Regions from separate parts of the Mus musculus genome. Here all the other regions are linked to region 1. The links are chromatin loops, found by intact Hi-C in ENCODE. Cell type or tissue: heart. All regions are shown on one strand. Each heading gives the region's core, and the rest is flanking DNA. Links, peaks and the distances in the headings are about the cores only. Region 1 has its middle 35 kb from the start of Cckar. Region 2 has its middle 58 kb from the start of Gm40303. Region 3 has its middle 88 kb from the start of Gm40303. Region 4 overlaps Rbpj (recombination signal binding protein for immunoglobulin kappa J region).

The links. Hi-C counts contacts between places; a loop is a spot of excess contacts. Peaks named below come from ENCODE experiments on the same cell type or tissue, not always from the same donor. Only the 100,000 strongest peaks of a DNase experiment are listed, where the experiment ranks them.
Region 2: a loop joins it to region 1, with 9 times the contacts of the local background. A loop is called at or near these places in 14 of 42 quality-filtered maps.
Region 3: a loop joins it to region 1, with 10 times the contacts of the local background. A loop is called at or near these places in 20 of 42 quality-filtered maps.
Region 4: it touches region 1 in a loop (5-fold over the local background); 3 of 42 quality-filtered maps call a loop at or near these places.

What each region holds. Positions count from the first base shown.
Region 1 is chr5:53,669,217-53,675,347 of GRCm38, reverse strand. No RefSeq gene overlaps it. Among named protein-coding and RNA genes, the nearest start is that of Cckar, 35 kb to the left of the region's middle. In heart, for the core only: a CTCF peak has its summit at 2,787 (motif pointing right); a DNase peak (open chromatin) is centred at 2,827; H3K27ac peaks cover 464 bases.
Region 2 is chr5:53,322,406-53,328,536 of GRCm38, reverse strand. No RefSeq gene overlaps it. Among named protein-coding and RNA genes, the nearest start is that of Gm40303, 58 kb to the right of the region's middle. In heart, for the core only: a CTCF peak has its summit at 2,273 (motif pointing left); a DNase peak (open chromatin) is centred at 2,346; H3K27me3 peaks cover 1,347 bases.
Region 3 is chr5:53,352,145-53,358,275 of GRCm38, reverse strand. No RefSeq gene overlaps it. Among named protein-coding and RNA genes, the nearest start is that of Gm40303, 88 kb to the right of the region's middle. In heart, for the core only: no CTCF peak of the experiment used is centred there; a DNase peak (open chromatin) is centred at 3,035.
Region 4 is chr5:53,596,270-53,602,400 of GRCm38, reverse strand. All of the region lies in intron 1 of Rbpj (recombination signal binding protein for immunoglobulin kappa J region), which reads right to left. Among named protein-coding and RNA genes, the nearest start is that of Rbpj, 8.8 kb to the right of the region's middle. In heart, for the core only: a CTCF peak has its summit at 3,676 (motif pointing left); no DNase peak of the experiment used is centred there.

The sequences.
Region 1 (6,131 bases), core at 740-4,739:
AACGTCTGGACTTGACAAGATGCTGAAACACACACACACACACACACACACACACACATTATAGGTAGAGAATAAAGTTAAGTACGTTTGGGAGAAAATTTTTTAGGTGTACATTTGAAACCCTTAGGTCTGGGGGTGTTGGGGGATTCGAGGGCCCAGGACAGGAATCCCATCCTCTGGAACAGGAAGGTGTACTTAACTGGGAGGAGTCCATTTGGTCCATGAGAGGTGGATCTGAGTGGGTTTCCTGGAGCTTATACATTTACAAAAGCGATAAATTTGTTAACAGCATGAACAGTCTTTCAGATGAGCTTAGGGAAGACATAAACCTTTCATGGAGCAGAAGAAGCAAGAAGGCTTTTTTCCTTCTGTCTAAGAAACTGGATATATATATAAATTTAGCAAAATGAGAAACAATTTTAAGTTTACATTTGAGAGACAAAGGACATTTGAAACCTTGACCTTGTGAATATAGTTGATGATATAGTTTATTGTGAGAAATACCTCAAGTCTATAGTTAAAAGGCAATCAAAGGAAACTTATGTTTGGGCTTGTGATCGCACAGTTGGATCATAGAGTGGAATATTAGAGTTAGGCTAACTTATAAGAACTAGGTTAGGCCAGTGGCATAGCAAGAAGAGGAAATATGAAGCATTTAGTCACTGAGTTTAGGTAAGGAAGTAACAGATTACATCTGTGGAAGCTTATATCTGAACTTGTGCATCGTTTATTGTGAAGCCGTGAGCAAGGAAAACCTGTCTGTCTTTGATAAGAAATCTGGCAGTCTTAGCTAGTAAACAAATTTATTAATCAGCAAACACAGTGGTGGATTACCTCAGGGTAAGGAGCGAGGTCTGTTTTCTAGCTCTCAAGCTACATTTACCTTAGCTGTCAATGGAGTCGGAAATCCAGGGAAAGATAAACTATAATCTAGGAGTCATGTATTAATTACATGACTCAGCAAGCCTTCCTGAGAGCTGCGTCTTTCCACAACAGAGAGGGCACGCCTATCCTACTTCCCCTGACCCCAGCCTTTAAATTCCCTACTTTTTGAACTTTCTCGAGTCAAGAAGCAACACTAGTGAAGGATTGGTGACCCGTCCAGCAGGTCCAGTTATTCGAGGGTCTTGAGGGGACCTTCTCCTATGAACCAAATGGGGGGAGAGAAAAGACAGACACCAAGTGTGAGGAACTACATGGAACTATTCTGAATAGCATCAAGGTGTCACTGTATTAGCAAGGCTCAAGGCTTAAATGCACAAGCAAAAGGGGAAGTACTTCTCAGCAGGAGGAATGGGGCAGCAGAAAAAGAGGAAGTACTTCTCAGCAGGAGAGATGGGGCAGCGGGAAATTTTTTCTTTTGGCGACTACATGGGGAAGCAGGAACTTGGTGGTATCAGGGTGTGGTCAGAACATCCGGAGCTGACTTTGGGCTGGAACAATCTGTGGTTGTTCTCGGAGCAATGTGTCGGTGGCCTGCTTTTGACCCCCTTTTCTTCTCGGGGGGGGGGGGGGGTGGGAGGGAGGCCCAATTCAGAGATCAGGACAATTGTGTTGTCTTAATAGCTCCCAACAGATTGGGTCTTGCTCATGCTTTTTCAAGAAGAGAGCCAGGCTCATTCCAGTTGACTTTAAGCATCTGCACCACAAAGAACAACATCATCAGAATGAAGAGACAGCTCACAGGAAGGGAAGCAACCTGGCAGGGGACAAGTATCCAAATATACAAAGAACTGCAAGAATGCTGGATGGTGGTGGTGCACACCCTTAATCCTAGAACTCAGGAGGCAAAGGCAGGCAGAACTCTTGATTTTGAGGCCAGCCTGGTCTAAAGAGTGAGTTCCAGGACAGCCAGAGCTACACAGAGAAACCAAGTCTAAATCAATCAATCAATCAGTCAGTCAGAAAAAAGAAAACCCCTCACAGTCTTGTCCATGGACAATCTAATGGAGGAATTTTCTCAATTGAGGTTCTCTTCCCCATAACTCTAGCCTCTGTCAAGCTGACAAAGAACTAGTCAGGGCAGGATGTATCATGAGACAGGAGGAGAGAGCCTAGAGAGGTGCTAAAGTAGACCGGGACGCTAACTGGGAGGGAAAAGCACTAGGTTGGGGGAACATGTGCAGGCAATGGAAGGAGATAAATGAGAACAGAGTCCAATGACATGCATGTGTGAAGATGCAATGGTACACTTTTCACACTGACTAGTGCGAACCTTTGAAAGGAAAAGAACCATTTCAATGGCAAGCCCCTTACACACATTGTAGGTATTTTCTTGTGAGAGGGAGAGTGCCAAAGCACAACTGAGAGACTTTAGAGATGGTGACACGGGCCAGTCCCCTGAGACACAAGACAAGGGTGGAGGTGTGTGTGTGTGGGGGGGGGGGGGGATCTTGGGTCAGCATCACCACCACCTGGAACGTCTATAAAATGTCACTTCTTAAGCCCAACACAGCCTTCCTGATTCAGATACTGTGGGAGTGAAGCCCAGAAACCCTCAGGTGAGTCTTCAGGTAAGACATATACATATATATATATATACATATATATATATATATATATATATATATATACATACATATATATATGCATATAGATATTGATATATAGATATATATCCAGTATAACTATCATTATAAGGCAGGTGGGTCCAAACATCTGTTCTCTGTGCCTAACCTGTCCATTTCACACTCAAAAGTAGGATCTGTGATGGTTTGTGACACTCCAGTTCTGAAACTGGGTTAGCACAGCACATGGACGACCTTCCCCACTACTGACCACAGGGAGGCAGCAGAGAGTCACATGAGAGTCCACACAGAGCAAGAAGACCCCGCCTGGACTCCATCACCCTGTAAACTGGTGTCACTTCAGAAGCTGTGCTCGAGTCCAGCCCTGTACGGGGATTTGATGACTCTCCTTGGGATCCAGGTTTCCATCCCAACACAGCAGAACTTTGGAATGAGCGTAAACCTAGAGGGCAACTTGCCCTGGCAAGGTGAGGTTGGGTTGCAAGCAGAAATTAGGAATTGTCAGAGGTCTTGGGGAGCCTCCAGCCTCATGAGGCAGTGGTTCTCTCCGATGATAGGATGAAAAGACGCTAGGGTTGGGGGAGGTGGATTAGCTAATAAAGTGTTAACCACACAACCACGAGGACCTGACTCAATCCCACCACTCACACAAAAAGAAAAATGAATAAATGAATACATGAATGAATGAACAAGCAAATATGTAGTCTTGGGCACATGGCTACAATCTTAGTACTGGGGAGGCAGAGACAAGAGGGCTTCCTGGGACTAGCTGGCCAGCCAGAAGGTACTAAGACATCTCTTTCCCTTATTCAAATTAGAAGGACATGCTCCTGGTTCCAGGTGCTGCTCAGGGGCTTGAGGGGGACAGCATCTGGAGCCCCCAGCAAGCCTAATCCTCGGGACAGTGCTCTGCTGCTCCAGGTGAGCCCTGTTTCTTGTCGATCAAACCTCTGAGAAAGCTAGGCTGATTCCAGCCCTAAAAACCCTGGCTCCAGACTGCTAATCAGAAACTGCCCCATCACCTGACCTTCAGCAAGGACAAAGGGCCAGCAGTTTCCAGCCTCCACACCAGGGGAATGGAATGTCCTTAGAGTTGAAGTAAGACAAAGCCCACCAACCCCGGGATTCCTCAGAAACAGCTTGCAGTCACCACGCCCTGGTAATGGTTTCGGAATGCCTAGAGATAAAGTAGACAAAGCCTGCCTTCCACAGAATTCCCCTAATGTGCTATAAACTGGGCCTGCAAGCTCACTTGGGGGGTGAGGATGCCTCTTTATCTTGGTAATGGGAGACCCCAGCATGCTGGACTTCTGCAGATTAAAAACACTCTTTGCATTTACATACTATTTAAGACTGGGGCATCATTCTTCAGTCAATCGCGGAACCTTACTTCCCAACCAAGATCACTGAGGAAAAAGATTTTGACGGGCAGTGGTGGCGATCGCCTTTAATCCCAGCACTTGGGAGGCAGAGGCAGGCAGATTTCTGAGTTCGAGGCCAGCCTGTTCTACAGTTAGTTCCAGGATAGCCAGGGCTACACAGAGAACCCTGACTCGGGGGGAGGGGGAGGGATGGGTAACGAAAAAAAAAAATGATTTCGTTATTTTGTTAAGGTGGAAAAAAATTAATGGAATGTAAGGTTTTAAATATAAGAGAGAGAGAGAGAGAGAGAGAGAGAGAGAGAGAGAGAGAGAGAGAGAGACCTGTTCATTTCTCGATCCTTCTGGTGTTTTGTAATGAGGTGGCATCTTATCGGGGGGGGGGGGGGGGGGCATGCTGAGGATCCCGCCCCCAGTACCAGCCATACGCCTGGTCTAGTATAAAATGAAGTTTATTTGGGGCACGAGAAGGGGGGTGAGAATTGAGTGGAGGCAGAGAAAGCGAGGGGACAGAGCACAGAAAGAGAGAGAGAAAGGGTGGGTGGGAGCCAGGCAGGAACATGGAGGGAGGGCAGAGAGACGGAGTGGAGGAGGAAGAGGAGAGAGAGGAGAGGAAGAAGAGGAAGGCGGAGGGGGAAGAAGAAAAGAGAAGACAGGGAAGGCGAACAGTCCTTTTGCAAGCCAGGCTCACACCTGGCTGATGGTAGGTAACTGCTGGGCGGAGCCTAGAAGAAATGCATGCAGGGCCAAATTCTTTACCTCAGGACTGGGTCCACTCAAAGTTTTCTGTCACCCTCAAATCTTTGACTTATTTAAACTATACTTTTCCCAGTCACTTGTGAAACTAAAGGTTTAAAGAGGCACGGAGAAGTGAGGCTATCAACAAAGGTTAGATGAAGGGCTGTACCTGAGCCAACCCTTATCCAGGCACTGCTCCACTCTTCTCCCTGACACCTCCCACTGGCCTGTCTGGAGCTGAGCAAACACTCAGTTTCTGACCACTCAGGGCCACAATCCTAGACCTTCCTCCCACGGAGTGCCTCCCTGAGCGAGCAAACGCAAGGCTCCTGTTTGTTCCAGTGGACACCTGAAGCAGGGTCCCCAGTTCCCCATCCCCGCCAGTTAGTAAACCCAGGTGGGCTTCAATAAATCAAGCCCATATAAATAGAAGAGACAGGTGAAAAACGGAAGGGGGTGGTGTCCAAAAACGGTTAAAGGAAAATCGTCGAACATGGAACAAAAAGGGAAAGGATGACTATGATGAAGAGGAGAAAATTAAAGAGCGGACCTGGGATGGAGGGTGGGGGAGGGGTCCGACGGGTGGGAATCCCCGAAAGAAGAGCAATGAGGTTTCATCACTGGGAGGTATTGTCACACCCCAGTAACTACCTGGTCAACCTGGTCATGTGTGTTGGGAGCGGGGTGCACAGAAGCGCATATGATGTATATTACTGTGTGACAACAAACGAAAAAGAATCTTAAACAATAATCCTAAAGTTTTCCAGAAAAGAAAATAAATAAAACCAAAGGTGTAAACAAAGAAAACAGGGGGAGGGTTATACAATGTATACAAGTGTACAGCTAAATATTTGGGACGTTAACTATGATGGATTTTAGCCAGGCCGGGCAGTGGTGACTCATGCCTTTAATCCCAGCACTCGGGAGGCAGAGGCAGGTAGATTTCTGAGATCGAAGCCAGCCTGGTCTACAGAGTGAGTTCCAAGACAGCCAGGGCTACACAGAGAAACCCTGTCTCAAAAAAAAAACAAAAATTTAAAAAAACCAAACTATTTTAGATTTTAACCAAGTGTAAGTTATTCCCTGTTGATCTCCAGTGCTATGACCTGTGTCAGACACACACAGCAACTTTGAATTGTTGGAGCATTGTGAAATAAAGAGTTGGATGTGAGGTGGATGCTCACAGTCATCCATTGGACTGAGCACAGGGTCCCCAAGGCAGGAGCTAGAGAAAGGTCTGACGGAACTGAAGAAGTTTGCAGCCCGGTAGGAGGAACAACAATATGAACCAACCAGAGCTTCTGGGGTCTAAGCCACCAGCTAAGGAATACACATGGTAGCGGATAAGTGCGGAAGATACATTTGAAACAAAGTGTCAGACTTAACTGGAAGGTTCACTGCTTCCATCCTGAATGCCAGCTGTGCAAGTTCATTACGTTGGTTGTATAGTCTTTGGGTCTGGTCAGTTTTGGTATGTATTTTTACA
Region 2 (6,131 bases), core at 739-4,738, 350 kb after region 1:
TAAAATAAATAACTAAATCTTAAAAAAAAAGAAAACAAACTAGACCCACACACAAGACAGCCTGGACAGATTTAAAGAACACAGTCCAGAGTTCTGGCTACCTTGGACTAGACATCACTCCAAGCTCTTGACAAAGATGACCTTATTGATCCCTCACAAATCCTTGAGGTACTCATTATTAATCCAAATGTACAGAGAAAGAGATGCAAAGAAGCCCAGTTGCCTGCCCATGTTACACAGCTGGTTCACATTCTTCACCTCAACATTATAATAAGTGCATGTGTGTATACACATGCGAGTGCACACACACACACACACACACACAGATAAACAACCACACATCCAAATTTCTTGATAACAGCAAGATCTTTAACATACCACTAGTCTCCCTGTCTGCTGTGGGTTCATTCCGTCCATCCCTGCTTTTCCTCTGCTTATCTCTATATCCCAGGGAACTCCACTCAAGGTCTTCTTACCTCTGGCTTCTGGGTGGGTTTAGGCAATGGGATAGTATGGTAGAAGACCGAAGGGTAGGAGAAAATGAACAACAGGATGCTCCCCCAGTCTCTGTGCCTCTCCCAAGCTATCAAATCCTGCCATGACTTTAGATCATGTGGGCAGTTTTCACTTTACACCAGCCATAAACCTCACCTCGGCAGTTCTCAACGTTATGATCGATTCATAACGGTAGCAAAATAAAGTTATGAAGTAGCAATAAAAATAACTTTATGGTTAGGGGTCACTACAACATGAAGAACTGTATTAAAGAGGCACAGCAATAGGAAGGTTGAGAAGCACTACCTTGCCTGGTCATCTTAAGGCACCAGTGTTTCTATCGTCCCCCTGCCTTAGGGACAACTGTGGTTTCCTATGCTTGATGTTTTTGGGTGCTTTCACCTCCTTCCGTTTAGCTTCTCAGCTCACCCTCCTGTGTATAACAAACTCCCTCTATTAAAATGCCCTGTATTTGAAAGACCTGCAGTGGCCAGCTGTGGTGGTACACACAACCTTAGGAGGTAGAAGCAGGTGGATCTGTGAGTTCAAGATCATGTGCAGGACACCCAAATCTACATATAGAGACCCTGTCAAGGGAAGGAAGGAAGAGAGAGAGAGAGAGAGAGAGAGAGAGAGAGAGAGAGAGAGAGAGAGAGAAGAAAGAAAGAGAGAGAAAGAAAGAAAGAAAAAAGAAAGAGAGAGAGAAAGAGAGAGAGAGAGAGAGAAAGAAAGAAAGAAAGAAAGAAAGAAAGAAAGAAAGAAAGAAAGAAAAAGAAAGGAAGGAAGGAAGAAAGAAGAAAGAAGAGAGAGGGAGAGGTAGAGAAAGAGAAAGAAAGGAAGCGAGCAAGAGGAAGGGAGGGAGGGAGGGAGGGAGGGAGGGAGGGAGAAAAACCTACAGTCGTTTCTAGTTTTCTTCCTAGATCCTTACTAAATAAACAACATATGTATAAATTATAAATACAGACAATATTCCTGCTGATGGTAGGAGAATTATCTGAAATCAAAGCCTAGGCTTTCCTCACTCATACACAAACTGACCTGTTAGTCTCTCCCTTGCCAATCAATAGTGTAGACACAATACATTCTTATTCAAACACACACACAACTTACTTTTATCATTTCCCTCCCATAATTCAAGGCATTTTAAAAGAGTGTGTGAGCAGCTGTAGTCCTGAGATGGATCAGGAATGATTGATAACAGCACAGCGTCATCTGAACTTAAGGTTTCCTAGGGGCGATTCTTTATGTCCCTTTGTGTATAGAGACACTGCTCAGATCTGGGAGAAGATGCCTGGCTTCTGACACAGCATTCACTGCGCACAGGGGTGGGGTGGGCAGTGCTCTGCTGAGCTTCCGTACAGACTTTCCCATCCTGTGCCTATAGACCCCATGCCTAGGGCCCCTTGGTTGCTCTGAGTCTCCCAGCTATTAGGAAGGAAAAAGAACCATATCTTTACCCAAGCTGAAAAATCACATTTCTACAGTGCTCTTGGCTGCTGAGATCTTTCCGTGCTAGGACCACCCCTTCCTCACAAGAAGCAACTGGGAAACAACAGTACAAAACAGCTCACCACTGTTTTAAAGGCATTAACCTTTGACCAGTCTACGTGTTGTCATTAAGTCGTGAACACACCACAAGCCCCTTTTCGCACTCCCCCAATCATGCTTCCTATGGGAAGCAATTCTGGCTCTTCTTAGATGGAATCTCCAGGGCCATCTAAGAACCTGGGGAAAGAGGCTGCAGCTCTGCCAGGGAAGGCAGCTAGCGCCATCTACTGCTCACATGGAGAATTGACTCCGACAGCATCCTCCGTGCAGGGATTTCCGGCCACTGCTCTGGGCTCTCCCTAAACTCCATCTGCTTTTTCAGAAACGTCACAGCTTGCCAATTTGCAAATATTGGGAAATCACTTCTCCTCGCATTCTTCAAGGAGTAAATCTCCTGAGCCCATTGCCAGCAGAACTCACACAAGCTGCCAGGCAATTACCTAACCCCCAAGGGGCTCTACAAATTGAACACTCCAGCTATTTAAAATCCACCACCCGCACACACCGAATTTTAGGAAATTCAGCGTGCAAATTTCATCCTCAGAATTTCTCAGGGCTACCTGAGTCTTTCCTAAGGGTTGAAAAATCTCTCTCATGAACTGTGAGACATCTGCTTCCCAGGGTCTCCACCATCACTGCAGCTAAATAACAATTTCAAAACCAGTTGTTGGTTGGCATTTAAAATTTAGAGCCATGCTTTCTTTTCTCCTCGTAATAGAGAAGAGGCTGGGTGTTTTTGTCTTCAGTAAGCCCTAATTTCTTCATCAGGATCCTGGCCATGAATGACTTAAGCTGCTCCACCCCTGTGTTTGTTAAGCCACCCCACAATCAGACCCAATCTGGAAACAAAACAAAGCCATGTAGAGCTGCACCCAATAAAGAGGATCTTGGCTTCTTCATAATCAGCTAATGGTATCATTGACCCTGAGGGACTAACACCGTGAGACGTAAACCCAAGTCCTGAATAAAATTGCAGAATGCAGGAACTTTCTGCCGGAGACGTTGCTGTTGTTGTGCTGAATGAGCCAGGGAACAAAGACAAGAGGCCAGTGCCTTGAAGAGATAGGGGAGAGAATTCACAAATATCAAAAGAGCTGATCCTGACTCTCCACTTCCAGAGAGAGAGAGAGAGAGAGAGAGAGAGAGAGAGAGAGAGAGAGAGAGAGAGGGTGCTTGCGCTTTTGGGAGACATTATTGCTATTTTGACCACCACTAATTTGTCAGGAATATCTTTTCCTGAAGACAAGTGATTTCACTCACCCTTCAATTAAGGATGTAGGAAGACAGTGAGGGCCAAAGAAGGCTTGGGGGAAGCGTAGAAGAAAGGGAGGAGGTAAGGGGAAGGGGAGGGGACGAGGAGGGAGGGAAGCCATCCTTCTCCCCTCTCCCAGTCTTAGGAACATGCTGCTGTAGCTAGACAGAATTGCCTTTTTGTCTTTTAGCTAAGTTGGGTTTTGACAGGGCCCTTTTGCTCTCCTGTCAGCTTCTCAATTCAGGCAATTTCACGGCTTCTTTTCTGGTGCTGAGACGTGTTTGTAGGAGCACGGTTGTTAGATGGAGCCTTGAGCACAAGAGCCAAATTGCTAAGCTGCCTCACCTTGACTGCAGCCCAGACCCTTACTAGAGGTTCTGTTGGTGACCTGCAGGCAATTCAGGCATAACAGAGTGATCAGGGATGCCGAAAGGCAACTGTGTGTCCCAGTTAATTATTCAGTGCAATGATGGCTTACAGCTCTCCGTACACTCACGTTCAACGAATTGGAATTTTTTTTAAAATGGACTTCATTCATTCATTTAATAAACCTTTCTCGAGAGCGGTACTAAAGTTCTGATGACCATAGCTAGCTCATGAGATGGAATTGTGCTAAAGGGTAAGAAGAGAAGCTAGGTATGCGGAGTGACAAGGTCAAAGCCTAAGTCAGGTGCTTGGCTTTTCTCAGAAGAACAGGAAGGGAGGGCCTGCCATGAAGACCAGAGGCTGGGAGGTGAGGCCAGAAGGGAGGCCTGGGATGGGAGACGAGGCTTGTGAGGCTCCTGGGCTACTAAGGGGACTGCAGTGTCAGTAAAATCCTTCGTGGAGTTTAAAGACCACATCATTTCAAGAATCCTTGGGACTTTAAAATGTCATAGTCACAAAAATAAAGCTGCTCTCTCAGCATGGTACCCCATCATCAGCTTTGACTCTGGGCTGACCCCCTTTCTATGTGGTTCCCAGCTCCATACATATCAGCCACTGCTATCCTTTGTGCCAACATCTGTCTGTCTGCCTGGTGAATCCCTAGCCAGCCCTGAAGAGCCAGGGAGCTGTCACTCCACTTACCAAGTGTCCCTTGACTTTTCAAGATTGAATTATTTCCTCTGCCCCAGAGCATCTTGGACCCCGTCCCCACAGAGGGTCCCTGATGTCTCCCTGGGGTCTTCCCTGCCCTTCCTGATTAAAGGTTTTAAGGGAAAATGTGTCATAGAGCAGGTGTGCTTAGCTTTTCCTGGAAAACCAAGCAATACATTAAGAAAGTCGGGGGGTGGGGGGCGGTGATCCATCAGTTCTCTGTCAGTTATCCATGAAGAGGGCTAGAGTTTAGGCTGTGCAGGCTCCCTCAACTACAGCCTAAGTGACCCTGGGGAAGGAGCTGCCCCAGGGTCTTTCTTGGTATGTAAACAGAGAAGTCACAATGCTACCCTTGACTCTCTGAGCTGTTGAGAAGGTTAAAGAAGGCTGTACAAAAAGGTACTTGAAATGGGGGGTAGATTCATCCCTAATGAGTGCTATTAGTATTAAGAAGGGTTGTGTTGTTTGGGACAGGACCTAGAAGTGGGCAAACCTACAAGGGAGTGGGAATCTCAAAGAGGTTGGACTCACATCCTCTCCATCAGCATTGCCTGGATATGTTCTAGCTTCATCGCAGTTCCTGAAAAACTTATGTCAATGGTGCGAGGAAGCCATTGTCTCACAAAATCCCTTGTAAGGACACCACGGGGTAGAGGATCAATTACACTATCCCCAAACTCTCCCCCACTTCCCTAGAACCATTTGCTAACCCCATCTGCTGTCAAAGGAGCCTGTTAAGGGGGCCTCGTGGGACTGGACTTGGAGACAGGATGTCTAGGCTGGAACTCCTGTTCTGCCATCTGTCAAGTTAAGTGACCTTGGCCAAGAGGTGTCGCCTAAGTCTTGATTGCTGCACTAGAGAATCATGAATGGCTACAGCCCTACCTCTGTGGGTGTGGGTGTGTGCAGGCAGGAGCTCTGTGCTCAGGCTATAGTATCCGGCTAGTTCTGCTCAGCGCTGTTTCTATTGTTAGCTATATATCGGGATAAGTTACCGATCTTTCTGTCCCCCTGTTTCCTTTTCTGAAAACCAGGAAATAGTAGCTCCTGGCCTCTTGTAAGCAGAGGTTCATCAACCTCAAGTTCCTGTGAACACCCTTCAGCCACTTGAGACATTATTACTTCACAGCATTTGGAGATGGGGCCTTCTAAGAGGTCAGGCCAAACAAGGCCACCTGGGTGGGCCCCACCCTCGGCCTGTCTGCTGGGCTTGTGAGGAGACGTTAGGACATGACACACAGATAGAAGACCCTGGGAAGTCGCAAGGAAAGATGCCGTCTACAGGCCAGGGAGAGACGGCGATAGAAGTGCATCCTGCCAAGACCTTACGTTTTCACTTTGAGCACTGTGAGAAAATCGGTTTCCATTGTTTAAGCACCTGTCTGTAGCCCTTTGCGATGGATTGAAACACTACGGACAGAAGTGCTGAGCAGAACCGTCAGAAACACCAGTCTGCTCTGCTCATTCCTAGAGGGGGCCTGTGTCCCACAGGGGTCTGTAGAGGGCGCTGCACTGGATTGGGCTTGCTCCTCGGTTCTGTACAGACATCACCATGCAATCTTTTTCTTTTCTTTCCTTTTTTTTCCTTCTCTTTGAAAAAGGCATTTTTGAAGCCAGATGTGGCGTTCCACATCTGTAATTCCAGAACCAGAGAGATGGGGGGGGGGGGGCGGTGGCAGGAAAATGAGTTCAAAGCCATCCTTGCTACCTGGCAAATTTAAGATCAACCTGGGCTCTATGAGACCCTGCCTCAAAACAA
Region 3 (6,131 bases), core at 1,008-5,007, 320 kb after region 1:
CATTTTAAAGGAACAAGGCTGCTGACATTTTGGGAAATGAGCAAACAGGACTAAGAGCTGGGGCCCACCAGAGCAGCAAGAGACAAAGGAAAGCTGAGAGTTAGCTCTTAGCTACAAGTGGAGGAAGAGGAATCCAGTTTCGAAAGCACGACAGGTTTTTCTCTTCCGGTCCTCATCTTCCAGTCCTCATCTTCCAGTCCTCATCTTCCAGTCCTCATCTTCCAGTCCTCATCTTCCAGTCCTCATCTTCCAGTCCTCATCTTCCAGTACTCATCTTCCAGTCCTCATCAGATTCCAGAAGTGAGAAAAATACAGATTCCTAAGCCAGTTGCAACCCGGCTCTACCCTTTTCTTTTTCTTTGAGATTTCCAGGTACACAGACATGGCAAACTTTGTGACTTCCTTGGTGACTGTCCCTTCCTGCCCCTGACCTCTGTGTCCTCTCCCAATGGCTTTGCCCTCCTGCAGTTTGCAAAGAACACAGGTGAAAAGAGGAGGAAGAATTGGAAAAAAATCCCATCTCCCATCCCCTGGGGGTTGTGGGGGGTGCTCTCTGATTAACCCGAATTTCAGATTTCTCTATTGTGTGTGCGTGTGTTGTGATTAGGTGGGTATGGAGGTCGGAGGACAGCTTGCAAGAGTCAGTTCTCTCCCTCCAATTTCTGTGGGTCCTGAGGATCAAACTCAGATTTTCAGGCTTGCTATGGGCTATCAGGGATGAGTCAACTTGCCAGCCCCCACATGATCCTCCTTAGAAATGCAGGCAGGGGTGAACATTGTCCAAGGCTCTCCCTTGGAATTCTCCCTGCAACCAATTTGAGAGCCTGTGCACAGGGGATGGGTTGGCCTCTCCCTTGCCCCCACCCCCACCCCGTGGCTCTCCAGTCATTCTTCCCTAAAGGCAGATGGGTATCTAGAAGTCTTTCACAAACGGCTCCAGGGGAACCCAGGAAGCTGTCAGCACAGACCTGGAGCCGAAGGGGTCAGCCTGGAAGTAATCCACTGGCGTGTGGCTTCTCCCCGAAAATAGATCCTAGGCCCACCACAGGCTTGCTGTTGTAAGACAAGGCAACCTTTGAACCAATTTAAGAGGTAGATTTTTCAGCCGGCAAAGCCAGTGCACATACACAGAAGAGTTTTAGAGCCCAGTGGAGGCTGAGTCACCAAGAGAGGACGGCTGGCTCATGAGACATCTCCCCGACTTGAAGGCTTCCAGGCCAAGAAGAGATTTGTAACCCGTGCAACACAGAAATAGCAGCCATGCCCCCACTAGCTCTCCCATCTCAGGAAGGCCTTTCTCATCTCACACCAGTGAGACCTGTCCTCACCACTCATCCTCTCCCTCTGCGGCCTACACATTCTCCGACCCAGTCTTTCCACTTCAGAATGATGGAGTGTCTCCTTCTAAGGGACTTTGGCCTCTCACAGGGAGGAAGAAACGTGCCCAGTAGGCCCTAAGGAAATGCTCACGGGGTGGACCAACAGACTCCTCGTTCTTCCTTCAACTAAGCACATGTTCAAGATCCCCTCACAGGACTGCTTCATGCTCATCTAGAGCTCAGTGCTCTATTCCATCTTCCTCTGTAGCCAAATTACCCTACCCAACACACACACACACACACACACACACACACACACACACCTCACACACACCTCACACAAACACCATACACATACACACACATACACACACCATACAAACACCACAGGCACACACACACACACACCTTACACTAAAATTAATAATAATAATAATAAAGTATTGTTTATGCCCAGAAAGAATTAACAAATCAACTCATAATAAAGTAAGACAATTATAATAATATAACCTAATAAACATTTTGTGAGTGTGGGCTCTCTCTCAAAATGTCTACCGTCTCTCTACTTAGAAGAAGCCCTGCGTGGCTTCTCCTTGGCACAGCCCAACCCACTACAATCCGCTCTTGTTCTCTGAGGATGAGGTCAAGGAAAGTGAGAGTTGCGAGGACCTTGGCACTATGACAATGCGCCTATCAATCTGAAAATGGAGTCAGCTGTCTATACGAAATGTTCCTCCCACTCCAAAGGGAAGAAGATAATTGATTCTTATATGATTCAAATACGAGTGACCATGGACTGGGAACACAGGTTCCCCTTGTCCCAGAATAATGCATCCCAAGGTGGAGACAGTTTGGAGAACTTTATAGCTAAGGACAGGATTAGGGACTCAGGCACTGTCTGGTAGCATTCTTGGTTTGGAGGTGGGTGAAGGTTAAGCTCTGGTTCCTGTATTCCAGCAGGATTTACCTGATCACAGGAAGGATGTTACTAAAGATAGGAATGATAAGAGGCTATTAAGCAGACCAAAGATAACCAAAGAGGAGCCTGGATCGACAGCATTCCAACTCTTCGTAATCGTTACATTTTAATCAGTTCATCAGCCCAGTGGACTCTTTAACATAGGTGTGGCTCTTTTCTTCTTCTTCTTCTTCTTCTTCTTCTTCTTCTTCTTCTTCTTCTTCTTCTTCTTCTTCTTCTTCTTCTTCTTCTTCTCCTTCTCCTCCTCCTCCTCCTCCTCTTCCTCCTCCTCCTCCTCCTCCTCCTCCTCCTCCTCCTTCTCCTCCTCCTTCTCCTCGGAACTCAGTTCACGCCCATCCTGAAATCAAATAACCCACTGCATGGTGGCTTCCAGAGGAGAAGGACCCTTTGTTGGGGGGGGGGGGCGGGGGAGGTTCTCAAACAACCAAGGTTTAACCACCTGCTCAGCATTTAACTGCTCAGAAGAGGCCAGATTAACCAAGCAAAAGACTCCCATGGATCCTTTGTGCCTCTATCAACCCAGCCAACTTCCCTGGAGCTTTGGGGACCATAGGGACAGTAATAAACTGAATTCCTGCAGTCCTCCGGAGGGATACACTCTGGCCGGTGAGAAAGGATGCTAGCAGGTCGAGTGAGAGGTGCTGAGGCCACAGACAGGACTTCCCCAGCTCCACCCTCCTCTTCTGGGACCCTCCCTCCTAGAGAAGTCATGGTCCTGTTTGCATGTGGCGTTGCTGCCCCCTCCTGGGAGATGCTGGCAGCTGCTCCTCATTCCCGAGCCGCCCAGCCTGTTCCAAAGCCTCTGTCTGCACTCACCATGGGGGTAAACTTTTTCATTGAGATCATTCCCATTAAAATCACCCAGGTCAGCCAGGCTGGTGGCTGTGGAGCAGGCCTGTAAGCCCAGCCTAGACAGGAGGATTTGGAGGTCGAGGATGGTCTTAACAACTTAGTGAGACTCTATCTCCTGAGAGTAAAAGCAAAGAGCAGAGACAGGATATTGCACTTGCTGACTTGATCAATATTAGTGGGGTGCCGGAGATGGGGGGGGGGAGGAGTGGAATCTATTAAACTTGTCTTCCTTCTTTTGGTTCATATTCCTTGGGTCTTCATTTAATCTGTCTTTTTGTCCCCAACCGGCAGCTCCCATCAAGAGTGGAGTTTGGCACACAGGGTGCCTCTGTGGCCTCAGGAAGGCAGGGACTGATGCTCCAGAGCCTATCAGCTCTGGCCACTTGGTGCCGTGGCACCCCTTGCCTGAGAGCAAAAAGTTCCTTGAACCTTGAACATTATGGGGGGAAGGGGGGGGGGGAGCGGTGCACACTTGCAGATCATCTGGGCCCTAAGGTACACCTGCTTCCAGACAGTGCTCTTGCCTAGCATGAATAAGCTTTGGCTTATAAAGTAGGCTGAGATAGCTGGGGCTAGCTCAGTTGGTAAACTCCACCTAGCCCTGGGCTCATCTCCAGCATGGCCTAAGACCCAGTGTACCAACATATGCTTGTAATCGCTCAGGAGCTAGAGGTGGGAGGGTCAGAAGTTCAAGGTCATCTTCTGCTGCACAGTGAGTTTGAGGCCACCTGAGGTACCGGAAATCCTGACTCTAAAATTAATAATAATAAAGTATTGTTATGCCCAGAAAGAATTAACAAATCAACTCATAATAAGTAAGACAATTATAATAATATAACCTAATAAACATTTTGTGAGTGTGGGCTCTCTCTCAAAATGTCTACCGTCTCTCTACTTAGAAGAAGCCCTGCGTGGCTTCTCCTTGGCACAGCCCAACCCACTACAATCCGCTCTTGTTCTCTGAGGATGAGGTCAAGGAAAGTGAGAGTTGCGGGGACCTTGGCACTATGACAATGCGCCTATCAATCTGAAAATGGAGTCAGCTAACAGGAGGGGCAGACCCTGCCTCCAGGCCAATTCATGCCCGAGAGGTGGTTCAGATGCTGTGAGATTCTAAATGTACTACCCAGAACTACTCGAACGGCAAGCAACTTAAAACTTATAATGGAAGCCGGGCGTGGTGGCGCATGCCTTTAATTCTAGCACTCGGGAGGCAGAGGCAGGTGGATTTCTGAGTTCAAGGCCAGCCTGGTCTACAAAGTGAATTCCAGGACAGCCAGGGCTATACAGAAAAACCAAAAGCCAAAAATCAAAAAACAAAAAACAAAAAAACAAAACAAACAAACAAAAAAAAACCCAACCAAACCCCCCCAAAAAAACAACAAAAAAAAAAAAACGAACAAACAAAAAACAAAGAAACAAAAAAATTTATAATGGTTTATTTCTGAAAATATCCCTTCACGCTTTTGGACCACTATTGGCTGTGTCCAGCTTGCTACGCTGTTGTGAGCCATTTCCACCACTCAGCCCATTTTGGGCTTCTCTAGCAGACATCAGACTATTGCTTAAACTCTGGTCCTTAGAACCCATGTAAGTAGAAGTATAATGGCACTTAAACTCTCTCTCTCTCTCTCACACACACACACACACACACACACACACACACACACACACACACACACACACGGGGGGGGGGGGGGGGGGAGGGGGGGGAGGGAGACGGAGATGGAGACACAGAGATAGAGAACAAAGTAACCAATCAGTCCTAGAGAAACAGAAAAGTAAAAAAGAAGTCAAGTTTGCTCAACCTGTGTAGACACCAAAGCCAAGTGGGGCCCCAGGTCCTGCTGCCAGGCCTGCCCTGCTCTACTGCTCCCTGTCAGGATCTGGCCTCTCTTTACTATGCTTAGCCCTTGCTCTTTAAGTAGTTTTCCAGCCTACAGACTACTCCTTTTCTTCAGTTGTCGGAGAAGCGACCTCCACTGGTGTTTCCTTTTAAGACCTTCTCCTTTGATTGTTTGGGGTATCTGTTTGTGTGATTTGTGTGAGGGCGGTTGTTTTGGCTTGGCATGGGGATGCTTTGTTCTTTTAGAGACAGATCTCAGGTATTCTGGGCTGGTCTCCAACTTGCTAAGTGGCTGAGTGACCTTGCGGTCTGATGATCCTGTCTCCACCTCCTCCTGTGCAGGGATTACAACTGCTGTGTCACCATACCCTCCTTACTTCTTACTCTCCCTGTCAGCAGGTACTTTACCCAAGCAGTCTATATCCCCAGCCTGCTCTTATTCTTAAAATTCGACTGACAGTCTCCTCGAGGATCAGCACTGCTCTCTGATGTTCTAAAGATAAAACCAATGGGCCCTTTAGTTCACCTTCTGGCCAGGTGATCTCTCAGTCAGGACCAGAGGCAGCTGCACTGTCACACAAACCCTAATTAATGGTGGCTTAAAGTGAAACAGTTAAATTCTCTTCTCAGAGTTTAGAGTTAGCCTTGACAGACTAGGGTCTGGGTCTTTCCTTCTGTTGTGTGGCATTTTCTTTTGAATGGAAACTTTCCATCTTGGGGTGTGTGGGGACGGTGCTCTGAGGACTCCAAAAGTTCTAATGGGAGGCCCACTAAGATTCAGGAGGTGGCACATGCCTTTAATCCCTGCACTTAGGAAGCAGAGGCAGGTGGATTTCTGAGTTCAAGGCCAGCCTGGTCTACAGAGTGAGTTCCAGGACAGCCAGGGCTACACAGAGAAACCCTGTCTGGAAAAACCAAAACCAAAACCAAACCAAAAACAAAAAAGGGAGTTAAATGACTTAGAAGTCTCTGGAAATCTCTGAAACTTACCAGATTCATAAGACCCCTCAGGCCCCAAGGCTGTAGATACAATAAGGGCTGAGGAGGAGACTAGTCGCTCCCACCTGCTCATCTGCCAGCTAGTCATACAGAGAGCTTCAGGGTTCCAGCTTTGGTAGTCGTCGTCCATGTTAGA
Region 4 (6,131 bases), core at 1,213-5,212, 73 kb after region 1:
CACATGCACGCATCCCTGCATCTTGACACCTAATAAGCAGGGACTATAAAAGAGACCATGCTGAAAGGGGAGGGCAACAGCTGTTGCAGCTGAAATAAAAGGCGAAAAGGTGGACATGAGCGACTGATTCCATAGAGCCAGCCTCATGTCGCAGGCTCTTTGCAATGTTTGGTCCTCACAAGAACTTGCTTTCTCTGTCTCCCAAGAAGGAAAATTTAAGTTGCAAAGCAAGTCAGTCACTCTTACGCAAGGCCATCCTATAACTACACTAATAATTAATTACAAGACCTGAAATTGGTCTGTAGGCAGAAAATTATTTCGGGATTTGGAGGGAGGGAGGGAATGAAACTGAAAACACAGAGTGGAAAAGCGTTACCTAAAGCAGCAGCCATGTCTAGAGTGCCTGACACTGACATCTTGAGCTTTTTTTTCCACAGAAAGTTTAAATATAAACTGTTATTTCAGCACTCTTTGATTATAAACACTATGTGATCAAAGATAACTTTACATGCATTTCTAGAAAGGTTTACTTTTAATTATTTATTTTATGTTTGTGGGTACACCGTCACTGTCTTTAGACACACCAGAGGAGGGCACAGGATCCCGTTACAGATGGTTGTGAGCCACCATGTGGTTACTGGGAATTGAACTTGGGACCTCTGGAAGAGTAGTCCTCTTAACTACTGAGCCATCTCTCCAGTCAGAAAGGTTTACTTTCACAACAATCAAATAGAAAAGAATTATGGTCATTCCTTAAATTCTAACCAAATTTACTTAAACCCAGAACTTCCTTGTCTCTACAAGCAGCATGAAAGCACTCAAATGGAAAGACGAGTACAAGGCAGTCACAGTACAGGGTCGGGAAATGCAACCCAACAGGCAGAAGTGGGTGAGGCTAAAATACTCTGGCCTTCAACTCTCCATGAGACAGAGATAGATGTCGCCTGTAACTAAGGACTGTATTGAGGACTCTGTCAATTCTCTGATCTTTTTACTACTATTTTACTGCACTGTTTGGATGTTTTGCCTACAAGAATGTCAGTGTGTCACTTGTATCTGGTGCAAATGAAGGCCAAAAGGAACACTGACCTCCAGAACTGAATTTACAGATATTTGTGAGCTACCTATGGATGCTGGAAATCAAGCCCAGGTCCAAAGCAATAACAAGTGGTCTTAATGACTGAACCATCTATCCAGCCTGCCCCCTATCTTTTTAATATTGATGGCTATCTGCTGACATTTTTAATATAAAATAAAATGTTAATACTTGTATCTATTAAAAAAAGAATACACTCACAAATATTGTTATTTCTTGTTATAAAACTATAATGGCTCACTCTAAGATATATTTATATTAATTTTTAATTTTTTGTAAAATTTTTCCAATCAGCAAAAGAATAGAGCACGTACATAACATTAGTCCTTAAGAAAAACTTACGGGCTGGTGAGATGGCTCAATGGGTAAGAGCACCCGACTGCTCTTCTGAAGGTCAGGAGTTCAAATCCCAGCAACCACATGGTGGCTCACAACCATCCGTAACGAGATCTGACGCCCTCTTCTGGAGTGTCTGAGGACAGCTACAGTGTACTTACATATAATAAATAAATAAATAAATCTTTAAAAAAAAAAAAAAAGAAAGAAAAACTTACAGAAGTATGTAATCTGTAGAATGCTTGCCTCAAGGGCACAAGGCCAGGAGCTTGAAAGAAAAAGAAAGGTTCAGCTACACAAAGTAACTATGGAAAGAGCCAAGACACAAGTAACAGATAAATCTAGGTTTAAATTCAGCCCACACCTTTAGTCCCAAGACTCAAAAGGCAGATGCAGGTGAATCTCTGAGTTCAAGCCAACATGGTCTACAGAGTGAGTGCTTATGTAATTTAACAATTACCTAATTTACCACTGACAATTTCCAGGAGTTACAACTAAGAAACCACATGTTTAAATAAATGACATGTCACTAAATTGTGTGCAAAATGTACACTGAATATAATAGAGAAGACCAAGTTAAAGAATGGATGCCAATGTTCATGAAATAACCCTTGCAAGGGACAAAAACGGTAAACTACATCAGTGAACCAGCAATCCATTTAGTCAAAAGGCAGTCATTATTAGATTGTTAAGTGATTTACCAAATCCTCTCACCACTATTTTTGAATGCCAGAATGAATTTAATCCACTTCCTTGACATTTGCATAAGCAGAGATGACAGACACAAAAGATTTAATAGCTCCACAGTTAAGAGTAGTGCCTTAGCATATACACCAGATAATGGGTGCATGTTCACCATCATGTTTATAAGTCAGTAAGCTTTTCAGCATAAAATTTAAAGTTATAGTGTTTTTCCATGTGCAAAAGTCTCTCTTTCACCCTCTGCCCTTCTATCTTCTTCTAGGGAGAGGAATGAGGTGGGAGGAATTAAGTCCTCAGTGGGTAAGAAGGTATGCAGTAAGGAGGCCATACTCCTAAGAGTCAGAAATAGAAAATGCACCCTAAGTAGTATCAAGACTGAAAGACCTCCAGTTGGATGTGGGATTCATGACTATAAACCTGCTTTTGGGAAAAAACTAAGGCAGGAGGCTAAGTCAGAGACCAGTCTGTGCTACAGTAGCAATTCACAGGCAGCCAAACCTACATTGTAATTTGCTGTCTCCAAGTACAAACACAAGATATGGTAGTACAGGACTGTAATGCTAGCAAGAGGGAGGCTCAGGTAGGTGGACTGCAGCGAATCTGAGACAGCCTGAGATAAATAATCAATTCAAGGCCAACTTGGACATCACATTGAGACCTTGTTTCAAAAAAATAAAAATAAAAATAAAATCAAAAATAAAAACAGGATGACAGCAACGGAAGTCTGGACAACTGCACAGCAGTTCGGGCAGTGTCACTCCACTTGGCCTGAAGGCTAAAGAACTCACTTGCATAAAGGACCTGACACAGTAAAAGATCACTAATGGCATGAATTAAAAAAAAAAAAAAATTGAAAGCACAAACATACCTCACCCCGCCACACAAACACACACACACACACACACACACACACACACACACCCCAAAGAGAAGGATCTCAGTCATGAACCTCTCAACCTAACCACAAGTTAACTATCTAATCTGCCTGTGGCTGAAAAAAATGAATGGGGATTTTGGAACATGAAATTAGTAAGATATTTTCCAGTTCTTAAGTCCCTGGGTCAATCTAATGGGTTCTATATACAATGTATACAACTCAGGATGCAGTTACCATCATGAGGCATATAGCTGAACAACACAGAGACTAAAACAGTGATGAGAATACAGAACTGGGGTAAGGAGGTGGGTCAAAAAAAAAATCATACCCCAATGTTCGGGCAGACCACACTTCTTCACCTTCCAACAAATTCTCCAAGAAACACGCTAGCTCACTCTCCTCCTTTAAAGCAATCCACAGTCTACCCAACAACAACAACAACAACAAAAGCCTCCTGCAAAAGGCTGTATCTATGGAACATAGTCCATTTCTATGTTCCATTTTCTACTTTAACTAACTCAGGGTTTTTTATTTGATAAGTTTCATGTTCCATTTCAAACAGTACAGTCCAGAAATGCAGAATGGTGAATATAATCCAAGAGTAAGTTTATACATGTATCATTTAAGTAGAAAATTGACTCTGTAGAATTCTGGCTTTATCACTTAGACCAAGTGCCACCTAGTGGCAAGTGTTACATATTATTAAATCTTTTTCAGGCATGGCCATTCATATAGCTGGTAATCTGGGAGATGAACTATGTTATTAGAGACATATAAAACATCTCCAGTCCTTTGGGAGGTCAGAGAAAGATTAGACAGACAGACAAATCTACACCTGCAGAACAATGTTAACTGTCACAGCAAGAGACAAGCATAAGTGAATATTTTGATATTTCTTAACATTTTGACATTCCATATCTCCTTCTCAACTGAAAAATCCCACATTACAAAAGGGGGAAAATTAAACTATTTCTTAAACATCTACTTTCAAAACTGAACAAGGTATTTTCTATTCCTTACTGGATTTACTACTCACACCAACACAATAAAGGCTTAACATGTTCATTATGATCTTCTTTAGTGACACACAGCACACTGATTCCACAGTTCCCTATACTAACTACACTGCCTTAGAAAAGGCTGCTTTGCCTTATGTTTTCCTTATCATCACCACCAATTCCAACTGTCTTTACAGTTTACAACCAGCCTTGCAAGGATCAACTAAAATCTGCACCAACTCTTTGAATCCCTTACTTGGCTTGACAAGTTTCCCCAAAGAGCCCAAACTACACTTCTGGCTTAATTAAAACTCCCTATTACCACCCATCTTTAATATAAACACCTCTCAATCAATGCCACTAGTGTCCCTATCAACACTATACATAGACATGCATCTCAGTCTTGACCACAATTTCTCTTAACTGTAATTATCTGCATACTTCCCACTAAATCATGTCCAACACAGCACGCTGGACACTTGTAGGAGACTGTCACAGTGGGGTTCTTTACCTTGAAGTACTCAATCTGAACTGTCTCTTTCCTACACCTGTTAATGAAATATATTAAGGGAAGAACCTTGCTTCATTTCCCTAGTTACTTGTCATGTCTTGGGACCTCCACGTTTCTCCTTACTTCAACTGGCTTAAGGATTAGGAACTTGGTACAGAATAACTGGTTTTTTGGCATGGAAACTATTCTCACACCTAGAACCAAAAATAGGATTTGAATAAATATGCCTGCATACAACCTTCATGAGCTTGCAGAAAAGGAGGATAATGCCTTTCTTCTAATGCAAACCAGCCTGAAGCTAGTATATCTGCTATTTTACAAGGCCCTATAACACCAGCTCCACACTTCATAATGCAGTCTGTTTCTATTATACTCTCTAACACGTTCAGAAAGTAATACTTTCATAGGAGACTTTTATGAGAAACTATTTTAGCAATTTAGACCATCATCTAGTTAACAATGCAAATTAGCTCTAGTGCCAACAAAACATACTATAGGAATATAGGGATCTTATTAGTGATTTTTCTAGTGTTAATGTATTCTATCTCACGTAGATCCGATTCAGACAGTTTCATGCCTTGAAACTTAGAATGCATAAGAAACGGTTTGTCTTTTCTTTTTATATGTAAGCTTAAAATAGTTTAACTATACCGAATACTGCCTGAGAGCTCGCCAATCTGACTGAACAGATGCTGTGTGGACCTCTGTGCATTTCGTCAACCTAACAAATTTACACAAATATTTACATAGATAAACAATTACTGCCACTTATACTTCCCCCATCCCCATAGATCTCTTATGTATGCTTGAAAAATACATTTTTCAGACCATTAGACTATCATTTCATTCACCAAAGCAGCAGCAGGCCTAATGAGGCATAAGCAACATCATGATGTAAGGCCAGACTCTAAGAGGCACCCAGAACTGCCAACAGAGCATCTGAAAGATAGTAGCAGCTAGGCAGTCAACATTCCTTTATTATTGTGGGTGTCCAAGCAGATCCATGAGCAGCAAGAATTAAACCCAAGTTGGGGGTGACTCAATGACAACACCCCTGGTGGATTGGTAATTTACAAAATATGCCTGCTCAAAATGTCAAAGCCCTATCTTAAGGGTTGCGGACCTAAGTACTAAACGCACTAACACACTACTCCATTCTTAAAACATGACCCACAACCACAGGATGCAACAGAAAGTATATCGTGAGCTTTGTGCATGGAGGGATGGATATCAAGGAAACTAAGTAAAATAGCTCTATATTTTACTATTTACAAATCACTCACATCTTGTTTTATTAGACCTTTAATTTATAATTTCACCGGTAAAACAGTTACAATGTGCCTGGCAGGTAAATACAATGAAAGCATAATTCCCTATTTTACAACTAATGATGAGGAAATTACCAGTGAGCAATCTTTCCTAAAGATGAATTTCCCTATAGATCATTAATTTGAGTCTGTGGTATGGACAAAAAACAAAACAAACAAACAAACAAAAAAAACCAAAGCAGTACACAGTGCCCTAAGGTTTCATGTACATTTTTATGTATCCAAGAATTGAAACACTTAAAAATGGAACTAGCTGGGCTTGGTGGTAACACATCTATAATGC